Linked DNA regions of Homo sapiens: region 2 is linked to region 1. Evidence: read pairs that join two places in POLR2A ChIA-PET (ENCODE). Cell type or tissue: MCF 10A. All regions are shown on one strand. Links, peaks and the distances in the headings refer to the core of each region. The heading gives the core; the rest is flanking DNA. Region 1 has its middle 15 kb from the start of LINC01747. Region 2 overlaps LOC105372568 (a long non-coding RNA gene).

What was found. ChIA-PET counts read pairs that join two places held together with the same protein. Peaks named below come from ENCODE experiments on the same cell type or tissue, not always from the same donor. Only the 100,000 strongest peaks of a DNase experiment are listed, where the experiment ranks them.
Region 2: POLR2A ChIA-PET joins it to region 1 with 6 read pairs; 1 of 35 experiments calls an interaction of 5 or more read pairs at or near these places.

What each region holds. Positions count from the first base shown.
Region 1 is chr20:22,697,758-22,703,132 of GRCh38, reverse strand. No RefSeq gene overlaps it. Among named protein-coding and RNA genes, the nearest start is that of LINC01747, 15 kb to the right of the region's middle. In MCF 10A, for the core only: no CTCF peak of the experiment used is centred there; a DNase peak (open chromatin) is centred at 2,552.
Region 2 is chr20:22,822,247-22,827,621 of GRCh38, reverse strand. It overlaps LOC105372568 (a long non-coding RNA gene), which reads right to left. Exons shown (of 3, transcript XR_937351.2): 2 at 3,933-4,180; 3 at 3,240-3,437. Among named protein-coding and RNA genes, the nearest start is that of LINC01747, 140 kb to the right of the region's middle. RefSeq lists an enhancer at 5,278-5,375. In MCF 10A, for the core only: no CTCF peak of the experiment used is centred there; a DNase peak (open chromatin) is centred at 2,361.

The DNA of each region.
Region 1 (5,375 bases), core at 320-5,319:
GGAAATAAAGTCTGGCCAGGCACAGTGGCCCACGCCTGTAATCCCAGCACTTCGAGATGCTGAGGCAGGGGGCTCACTTAAGGCCAGAAGTCTGAGAACAGCTTAAGCAACATAGTGAGACTCTGTCACTACAAAAAAATTTTTTTAATTAGCTAGGAATGATGGTGTATACCTGTAGTCCCAGCTGCTTGGGAGGCTGAGGATCAATTAAGCCTAGGAGTTCAAGGCTGCAGTGAACTATGATCACACCACAGCACTCCAACATGGGTGACAGGGTGAGACCCTGTCTCTAAAAAATATAAATGAATACACAAAAACAAAGTCAATTTTTTTAAGTTAAAAAACATCAGTGCTTGTGGACAAAGTGATCATCAGGACCCGGCCATCCCTGAGGGCTACAATGGTTCCACGAGAACAGCTTTAACAGTCTGAGATGTGATACTTCTGAGAAATAGAGGAAAGAAGCAACTAAGTTTCAAGGGGAGACTCACTCTCTCAGTGTGAGGGGCCACTGCCATGCAGGTCACGGACTGGGAGCTGGATTTAGAAGGAATTCCACTCAATGTGACCAACACCTTCTATGCATGGAGTAAGTGAAAATCCTTCTGTTAGAGGTGTGATGTTTAAGGGGAGAGTCAAGGAGTCCCAAAGTAATGAGAACAAGCAGGTTTCAAGGTGGGATTGATGCTGGGGTGAGCGGCAGAGAGCTGAGATAACAACCTCTAGGAGCCAGACTCTTAAATGACATTAATATGTGTACACGTTCCAGAGTGTCCACAGTTATGAATAAAGCAGAGAAGACAAGGGGCATGAGGAGGAGAATAAGCCAGGGGAGTTGGCAACAAGGAGGCCATAAATGACTGCAAGATTCTTGAAGGCAGAAAGTCGACCTGATGCTGCTTATGCCACATCAGGCAGTCTTTCTCACAGCATCCACTGATTCATGTGAGAGCTATTGATTAAGAAATGTACTGCATGCCAGGTCCAGGATATTCAACAAGGAGCAGGAAAGGCAGATTCTTGCCTTTGGCATGAACAGTGTAGCAGAGAAGAGACAAGAGTCCACTTGTCCATGTGAGCAGGACATGATGGCACAGCATGGTGAATGCTGTGATAGAGGGAGTTTAGGGCAATGTGGAGAACCCACTGTGAAGCAGCACCCCATCTAGGTTTGAAGTCAGGAAGGTAGGGCTTCCTGGAGAAAGTTATGCCCAAGTTGGGACCAATGCCAGACATACATTAGTCAGAGCAAGTAACACCAGCTGCTGTAACAAATGAGCTCCAAATTATAGACACTGTTACAGGCTGAACTGTGTTCCCAAAAAGAAAAGATATGCTCTTAATTCCTGGTACCTGTGAATGTGACTTTATTTGGAAACAGGGTCCTTGAAGATATAATCAACTTAGGAAGGAGTCATGCTGGCTTAAGGTGGGCCCTGAGCCATGTCTGGTGTCCTTATAAGAAAGGAAAATGTGGACACATGCAGACACAGAAGGACAGCATCACGTGTGGACAGAGGCTGTGACTGGGGTGGAGCCTCTATGGGCCAAGGGGTGCCAACGATTCCCAGCAACCACAGAGACAAGAAAGAGGAAGGAAGGATCCTTCCCTGGAGCCTTGATAGTGAACATGGCCCAGGGCAAGCTCCGGGAATGTGAGACAATACCTTTCTCTTGTCTTAAGGCACCCAGCCTGCGGTACTTTGTTACGGAGGCTTAGCACACTAGGGAGGTTATTCCTTGTTTGCCCTGACTTTGGCTCAGAGGAGTAGCTGGGGGTAGGGGTGGGAGTGGCTGTGCTCCACAGAGTCACTAAGGGACCCAGGATCCTTCTCTCTTGTTGCTCCACCTTCCTTTAGGACCTCCACAAGAGAAGCAGAGATGGAATAGAGAGAACACAGAGACCCCATGGGAGGCTTCAGGATCAAGCTACCTCACTGCACCCACATCCTATTACCAGAACAAAGTCAGATTCCCTACCCTCAACCAAAAGGGACATGGAAATATCCTCTTTCTGTATATCTAGGGGGAAAATAAAGCATTTTTGGTGAAAACATAGCATTTCACTGTTTCTTCCCCAAAATGCAAGCTGTTTTTTGAACTATAAGTACAGAGCTCCTTTGAAGCTTCCTGGGATGATTCCTAGTGCCATTATTCTGGGCTGTGGGAATAACCATTTTCATTGTCTATATCATCTACAATTCCAGTGTAACTCAAGATCCATTTGTGCAGACCAAAGTGTCCAACTCTTTCCAGTCTGCTATCAGGAGTGCCTCTCCATTATCCCTGCTGTGGACAAGCTCTTCCCTTCCTGGGCCTCCTAACTCAGCTGCATTCATTTCTGGGTAAAGCAAACAGACCTCTTAGAGTTCCTCTGATAGGGTGCTCTTGTTTTCAGGTGGGAAGCTGTTTTGCTTTGCCCTATGGTGCCCTTATTGATGAAGCTGAGTAGAGCTACAGTAGAGCTCTGCTGCAAACTGTTGAGGCCTTTGGAGAGTGTTTTTCTGGGAAAGATGCCTGAGTTCTTTCAACCCCCTGGGGAACTAAATGCCAGCAAAGCATGACTGGCTCTGGGCCCAGCTATGAATACAAGGAGCAAGATAGACAGATCTGGGTGCATTTCTTTTCCATTATCATCCCATTGTATCTGGAGCCCAGGAGAGGAGATGAAAGTGCTAGCAATTAATCTGGGGCCAGATGGCTCGGCCAATCCCATCCCACTCTCTGTGCTGTGGGGTCATTTCCATTTGCCTTTTATTTTGACAAGCATATTAATCAGCAAAGGTGAGTGGCATTATTAAAGCAGCTGCTGGTGCCAGCACTCTCTCCCCCAACCCTGCCACACTCAGTTTCAAGTCGTTCTCTCCAGTAAAGAGGGAGGCTTCTGTCCAGCTCATCGGGAGTAATTACTGCTTTACTCTTTACAGGTAGCTCAGCACACACATGCGCACACATGTGCACACACATGCATGTACATGCACATGCATGACACACATGCACACAAACACTACTGTGCCTATCAGAGGATGCCTGCATGAGTGAAGAGTTGGACTTTCCCACTGCACACTGAACAGAGACAGGGCAGGTCTTACTGCCATTTCTTTCTCTCTACTTGTCCAGACACATTGAGGTCCAGTCTTGAACACAGAGAGAGAATATTTAAAATACCATTGACTTCCAAGCCTCCCACAGCCAACCTGCCCATAGATACATTACATAGCTATTTAAGTTTGACAGCGTTCTGAATTCCTCTGGCAAGGGGAGAATAGATTGAACCTCCTAAGTCATAAGATAGGAAGAGAGAATTACGGCAAGGAGAAGAGGAGAGGAGTTGTTGTGGCAAAGACTTTGAGCACAATTGCAGGGCATTGTTTTCATAATTGTGTATATTTACATTAAACCACTGAAGATGCTGTGGCTGCTGAATTGGCCACCACCAGTTCATTCTGCAATGTTCCTCACTGGTGCTGGATGTCAGGGATGCACTGGGTTTAGGGGCTACAAACTGGCAGCAGAGAATCTTGTTGCAATGTCGCCCACAGCCTCACAGGGCAGGCCCACGTGCAATAGTTGCATCCACGGATAATGGGGTGGAGCAGAGGAGGTGAAAGCTTTGGATTCCTAGGTCTCACCTGTGAGGCACAGAGGGGAGCCATTTGATACTGCACTTGCACTCAGCAAATGACAGTGGAAACACCAAGTGTGTGGCTCAGATCTAGAAACACAACTCATTTCCATTAACCATCAAGTGAAGCTGAGCAGAGAGTTGGGAGACTGAACTTAATTGGAAGCACAGAGGTCATCAGATTGTATGCTCAATTGGCACGACTCTGTCTCAGAGCCCTAACTGGGAAAGAGGCTGCCCGCTCTCACTCCATGGCCTGAAGGGAAGACAGCAGGTGAAAAATCAGTGCACAGTTACCACCACTGCAGGAGGACAGCAGAGACTCTTGTCATCACAATGGACGGGGGCACTTGTGACATCTTTGTCCAAAGAAGGAGCACATTGTCCTGCCTGGTCTTAAACCCAGCCTCTTTGGCATAAAATTTTTAAGGTAAAATAGGTTCATGGTCCAAAGCTATTGAAACAGCATTCTCTGCCTCCTCACTTTGATATTTTTATCCAGGTCAGATCAGATTAAAATGAACAGCAGGAAATTCCATGACAGATGAAAAAAGCACACAAACTTAGACAAGAGAATTGTGAAAGTCAATTTCTATTTAACAGATATTTATTAAAGATTCACATGTGCTGACACTGTTCTGGGTACTTGAAAACATCAATGAACAAAACAATGCTGGCCCTCCTTGAACTTGGTTGCATCCTAGCAGTTGGAAACAGGTAAAACAGAGTAATAAGTGAGTAAATTATCTAGGAAATGGTAAAGAGTACAGCAGAATTGAGTCAGAGCAGAGAGGGTGGGGCAGTTACAGAATTAAACGAAGTGCTCAGGGAGGCCTCATTGGAAAGGTGGCATTTGGGAAAGACTCGGAGGAAGTGCAGGAGTGAGTCAAACTGACATATGGAGGAAGAGTGTTCACATTTCAGAGATTACAGTGGCCAGCGTGGCTGCAACAAAATGAGCAAAAGGAAATATCCCAGGAGCTGATGTCAGGAAGCAGCAGGACCCACATCTGTGGGACTTCCAGGCCACGGCAAGGAGTTTTATTCAGAATAAAACTTTTATTCTGAATAAAACGGAGGCCCTGAAGGTTATTAGCACAGCACTGATATCAGGTTACTCAAGTATTCTAAGGATTACTTAAACCTGGCTGCCATGCTGGGAATAGATTACAAGGAAACAGGGACAGAAACAAGAAAACAAAAATTAGATGATGGTATTTAGACCAGGGTAGTAGCAGAAAAGATAGTGAGAATTGGTCAGGTTCTCAGTATTCTGAAGATAGAGCCAATGGGTTTTATAACAGGTTTGATGTAGAGATAAGTGAAAAAGTGAGGTTGAGAATGCCACCAAGATGTTCCCTGGGCTGTTGGGATGGTGGAGTTTCTATTAACTGGCATGGAAAGGTGGCAGTGGAACAGGCTCAGGCTAAAACCCAAGAGTTCTGTGTTAGCTATGATCACCTTGAGATGTGCTTAGGCATCCAAGTGGAAAGGTTGAGTAGGCAGTTGGGTATATAAATCTGGAATTTAGGAAAAGATTTAGGTTAAAAATATAAACATGGAAGTTATAGCATACCAATGGTATTTAAAGCTATGAGACAAAATGGGGTCATCAAAGGGGAGTGTCTTTAAAAAGAAGACAAAGAGCTGACATTACAAGGTCATGGACAAAGGAGAAACTGGCAAAGGTGACAGAGAAAACAAAGCAGTGTGTGGTGTCCTAGAAGCCAAATGCAGAAAATGTTTCAAG
Region 2 (5,375 bases), core at 286-5,285, 120 kb before region 1:
TCTCACTATAACCCTATGAGGCCAATATGATTATTCATAACCATTTTATAGACAAGTAAACTGAGACAGACTGTCAAGTCACTGCTCCCCTGATAAGCAGATCATAATTGCCAGGTTGGGGTAGTCGGGTGGAGACTTGTCCGCAAGTTCAATGCAACCTGCAGAGCCGTCTTCGCTGAAGCTCATGATGGCCACTTCCTCCTCCCACAGGGCTTCCTCCTTGAGGGTCCTAAAGCTTCTTCCAGTCTCCAGAAGCCAGCAGAATTATGCTCTTCTCACCAGAAGGATTATTTCCAATTAACGTTACATTAGAATTAATGCACAATAAAATGCTTATCCATGTTGAAAAGGATACGCTGTACGACAAACCCATTTCTCTGAAGGACCCCAAGGTGTAAAGCATCACCAGCCTTCTGCAAGGGGCTGGTTACTGACTTGGGAAATATGGGACATGTGTGAGAATGTGCTCACTCATCTGGTCTGAGTTGTTAAAAGCTGCCTCCAAGTGTCCTGTAAGAAAGGAGGACTTGTTTACTGAGCCCAGGAGCCCTGGCTCCAGCCGTCCCTGTCCAATGTGGGAGTGGATGGTAGCTCTGACACCTCCATGGGATCCGGGGCCACACCCACCAAGGTTCACTTGGAGGAACAGGCTCATGTCTTCAGAGAGCTCAATGTGCCTGCAGCCTACTTTGCTTGCATCTCTTTCCTCGGTCAAGCCCTTTTCTGAGGGGAGAGCGGAAAGCCAGGGCGTCCCACCTGGCCTGGATGTAAACCACCTTGGAGTGGATGAATGAGGTTTTTCTTCAACCCAAACCATAGGGAGCTCATGGCTTTTGTTCTTATCTCAGCCTCCAGAAAGTTAAAGGAGCATATCTACCTGCTCTGCCTTGGTGGTGAACCTCCACCTCCCATCTCATGTGGCCCAGGAGGGCCCCTCTCTGAGGGACTGTGGCATTTCAGGAAAGGTTAATTGAGCTGAAAATGAGGTGGAATGCTCTTTTCCAGGCTGTACTCACTTGTGCCTCCCACTTGCCAGGACAGGCCCAGAAGGAAACCATAAAATGACTCCATCCTGTCAGAAATTTCAACCGTGGGCTGGAGGTCATTCATTCCTCGTGATTGAAGAATGGCTTTGAGCCTGCTCATAAAGAATCTTAAAAAAATAAAATCCAAGGTCAGGTGCAGTGGCTCATGCCTGTAATCTCAGCATATTGGGAGGCCGAGGCAGGAGGATCACTTGAGGCCAGGAGTTTGAGACCAGCCTAGGCAACATGGTAAAACCCTGTCTCTACCAAAAAATACAAAAATTAGCTGGGCATGATGGTATGCACCTATAGTCCCAGCTACTCGAGAGGCTGAGGTGGGAGGATCACTTGAGCCTGGAGGTCAAGGCTGCAGTGAGCCTTGATCGCTTCACTGCACTCCAGCCTGGGTGACAGAGCAAGACCTTGTCTCAAAAGAAAACAAAAACTCAGCCTCAAACAGCCCCACTGTAGTGCCTTCCAGTGGAAATACTCGCTGATACCCCTCCATTTCCCCTGTACATATGACCCGAACACATCTCTGCTTCTCACATCCACAGTGAGGGCAGACAGCAAGAGGCCCAGGGCCCTGACAGAAACCCTCCCAACATACCCTTTCAATGAGAGCTGTTCTTTCTAGATTTGAACAGAGAACTGAGAATTTAAATGAGAGAAATGTCACCCAGAGTCCTAATTACCTGGTCACAGGTCACAGCAGTCCACGAGAGACAAACAGGAGAGCTGGCTCTTTCTGGGGATCTGGAGGAGGATTTGGCATTTTTGTTCACCATGGTGTGCCTTGCAGAGGCGGAAACTTGGCAACTGTTCTGCCCGGACCGCCCCTGCCTCAGCCTCAGGGCAGAGGACTGGCCTGCTTCCCTACAGATTCCAGAGTGATGGAAGTGATGGAATGGGAGCAGCCAGGATGTAAATGGAGGCTCTTCCCCATCTCTGAGTCTGCTCTGCCCTAAGATGAGCTCACAGAGAAGGACTTGTAGGTGTCCTTTTAACTCAGAGATCTGCCTTTGTCCTCAAGCTTCCATTTGCCTTTGCCACATAGAAAATGTAGGAAGATCATCCTCACTCATAGTCAAATGCACTGTGGTCTTAGTGTGTTCCCAAAGAGTGAAGCCTGAGGCTAGCACTGGGGGCAGGGAATATACTTGAAAGGTGACCCAGGAGCACCCTGAGGGAGTGGAGGAAGGAGACAGAGAAGGGAGGAATGCTAACAAAATAGGGTCGATGAACAGTTAACTGGACAAAGAAAATGTTGTACATATAGAATACGCAATGCTATGCAGCCATAACAAAGAATTGAATCATGTCCTGTGTAGCAACATGGATGCAGCTGGAGGCCATCCAGCTTTGCTCACTAAGTGAACTAATTCAGAAGCAGAATATCGCATATTCTTACTTATAAATGGGAGCTAAAGAATGGGTACACATGGACATAGAAATGGAGAGATAAAACTATGAGGACTCCAAAAGTGGAGAGGCTGGGAAGGAAGTGGGGGTTGAAAAATTACCTTTTGGGTACAATGTTCAATATTTGGTTAATGGATACACTAGAAACCAAACCTCCACCATTACACCTGTAATACCCATGTAACAAACAAGGACGTGTACTCCCTGAATCTAAAATTTAAAAAAAATAAAAATAAAAATAAATAAATAAAATGGGGTGGATGAGCTGCTACTTCCATGGTCACCTGAGGCTACAGAGTGGCTGTGCAGATGCCATGACTTAGAGTTGTCCCACCAAAAGGAGGGGTGAGGAAGTCAGGGTCTCACCCATCCTCATTGTTTGAGCACTGTTACAGGAGGTGGGGGTAGGTCCCCAGTCACTTGTGGCCCATCCACGTGGAGGCCAGAGAACACCTTTGGCATGTACAGGGATGTCTCAGGTTACCTCTGAGAATTTGAGGGATGTGGACAGCGCCAGGCAGCATCCGCTATTTCCTTTCTTTCTGACCTGCAAAGATTCTGCTGCAAGGTTGAACATAGAAATCCAGGTTGCAAAGAATTTAGTCTCCTACCACTAAACCTGTAATCACTGTATACCCAGGTGTCTTAAAGGAGGAAGAGAAAAAAGAAGCATTATAGTTGGCTCAAAGCATATAGTTGGCTCCAAGAGATGTCTGTGTGGACCCAAATCAAGGTCACCCATACCAGTCCCCTCCCATTTCTGTGAGAGCCCCTCAAACTCACCCATTCTTTAAGGTGAAGTTGGGCCCCCTCTTCCACAAAGCCTTGCCAGGCTACACAGCCACAGGGCTCTCTTCTCTCCACTCCCAGGACAGAAATGCAAGCAGGCTTCTGCGTGGGTGTCTGCCCCAAGGGACTGGAAGTGGCTGCTCAGAGTCTGAGGCTGCTTTCTGGCTTGGTGGAAGAAAGCGAAGGGATTGATTCAAGAAGCTACCAGGAAGGAGAAGAACAAAGGCAAAGTATTTCCAGAATACAACTCGACTGGCCTCTTCCTCTCCTTTATCAGGAAGCAGAAGCCTGGGGGAAAAGGACCTACACATAAATGCATTGGGCAGCTACAGGAGAAGAGATGCATGTGGTGCAGTGGCTTTGAGGCTGGAGGTATTGCTGTGCCGTAGGCAGGCACCACCTGGCCCAGCCCAGCACCGAAGTGTCTTCAACACATATTGCTGGAACTGAATTGTGTTTCATGGATTTGAACTGAGGAGGTGGATGAGCCAGGGAGGAAGAGGAAGGGCTCGAGGGATGAAGCCCAATGAGCTTACATTTTAGGCTCAAGCTGACCTCAAATCTAAGGCCTATGTAAAAAGGGCTGGTGATTCAGACTAATATTTTTACCCATTGACTTATTCTCCAGCCCCCTCACAGCAATGCAAACCAGATTTGCACCAACTCCTTGATTGCTTCAGAGGTCACGTTACTTACGATGCACGGCTCTGAGGGTTTCTCTGTGATCTTAGCTCCCTGTGGTGCTGGGGTTCTGATGACTGTCAGCTCTCAGACCTGGGCCGCCCTGGGGGCTGTCAAGTCACGCTTACTGAAGGCCTGATATTCTTCCATGTTGGAAAATACATTCTTAATTATCATTCAGAATGATCCTTGTTGCTGGGAATGGCAGGTAGGCTCTGGGATCCCACTTTTGCTGATGACATGGGTCTTCACACCCAAGCAGCCTGAATGGAGGGACAAAGGCAAGAAAAAGAGAACACTTCTCTGAGTAGAGAGAGAAAGGGGAGAAAAGGCTGCTGTTGCTTTAACAAACATGAATCGCAGAACAGCAGGCCTGCCAACAAATGTGGTTCCTATTGATCTATCAAAACAGAACTAGCATCTTGAGATTTAAATAAGACACATGCTTAATAGGGCAGCTTCTTTTGGCAAAGGGAGTGAGGATTTGCCTGTGATGCACATTTAAAAACAGCCCGCCCAAACTGAGGGTCGCGCTACGAACCTAACCTGGAGTGGTCAAATGTCCGGGCCATGGAATATAAAGGAAGGTAGGGGTTCTCCAGGTGAAGGGAGGCCAGGGAGAGGTCAGCAAAGTGCAACATGACCTTGCGGCTTCTTTCGCCTCCACCAGGGACTTTACTGGTGCAGTCAGTGAAATCTGAATAAGGTCTGTAGATTAGATAATAGGTTTGTATTGGCCTTAATTTTCTGATTTTGATAATTTTTGTAGTTAAGTGAGAGAATGTTCTTGTTTTTACACACACTGAAGTCTTTAGGCGTAAAGGGGAGGAAAGAGAGAGAGAGCAGAGAGTAAAAATGCTCACATTTGGGGTCTCCAAGTGAAAGGTATCTGGGAACTCTCTGTGTTCTTCCTGTAACTGTTCTGTAAGTCTGGGCGGCTGGTGGCCTTGCCCTCTTCTTGACCTGAGACCAGCTCTGGATACAGAGACCCACATTTTTTTTTTCATCCCTTTGAATTTTACCTGCCTGGTCCTGGGCCTGCTCTAGTCAGGGTCTCTGAGAGGACCTGGCATAGCCCTGGCCTATGGCCCCCAACCTCATGTCCCCTTCGATTAGGACACCTTGATATATGCCCCCGTTGTCCTGGTCTCCCCTAGCCCACCTGCCTGTGTTTCTGCTGGCTGCCCACATGCCACCTACTTGCATAAAAGAATAGCTCCCTTCTCCCCCTTCCTCACCCCTGCCCCATGTCATTGTGAGACTGCTAGTGGAGCCCCTCCCTTCCTCACTGGGCCCAGGATGTCCGGCCACACTGGGTCTGTCCCACGCCCTGCCAGCGCCCATCCTTCCTGGGAGCCTTCAGTGCTGCTGACCAGAACTCCACTTGGGCTTCCAGCAGGCTGGTAGCCGCCTGTTGGAATGGTGGGGCCAGGCCACAGGGCAGACATGGACCCACCA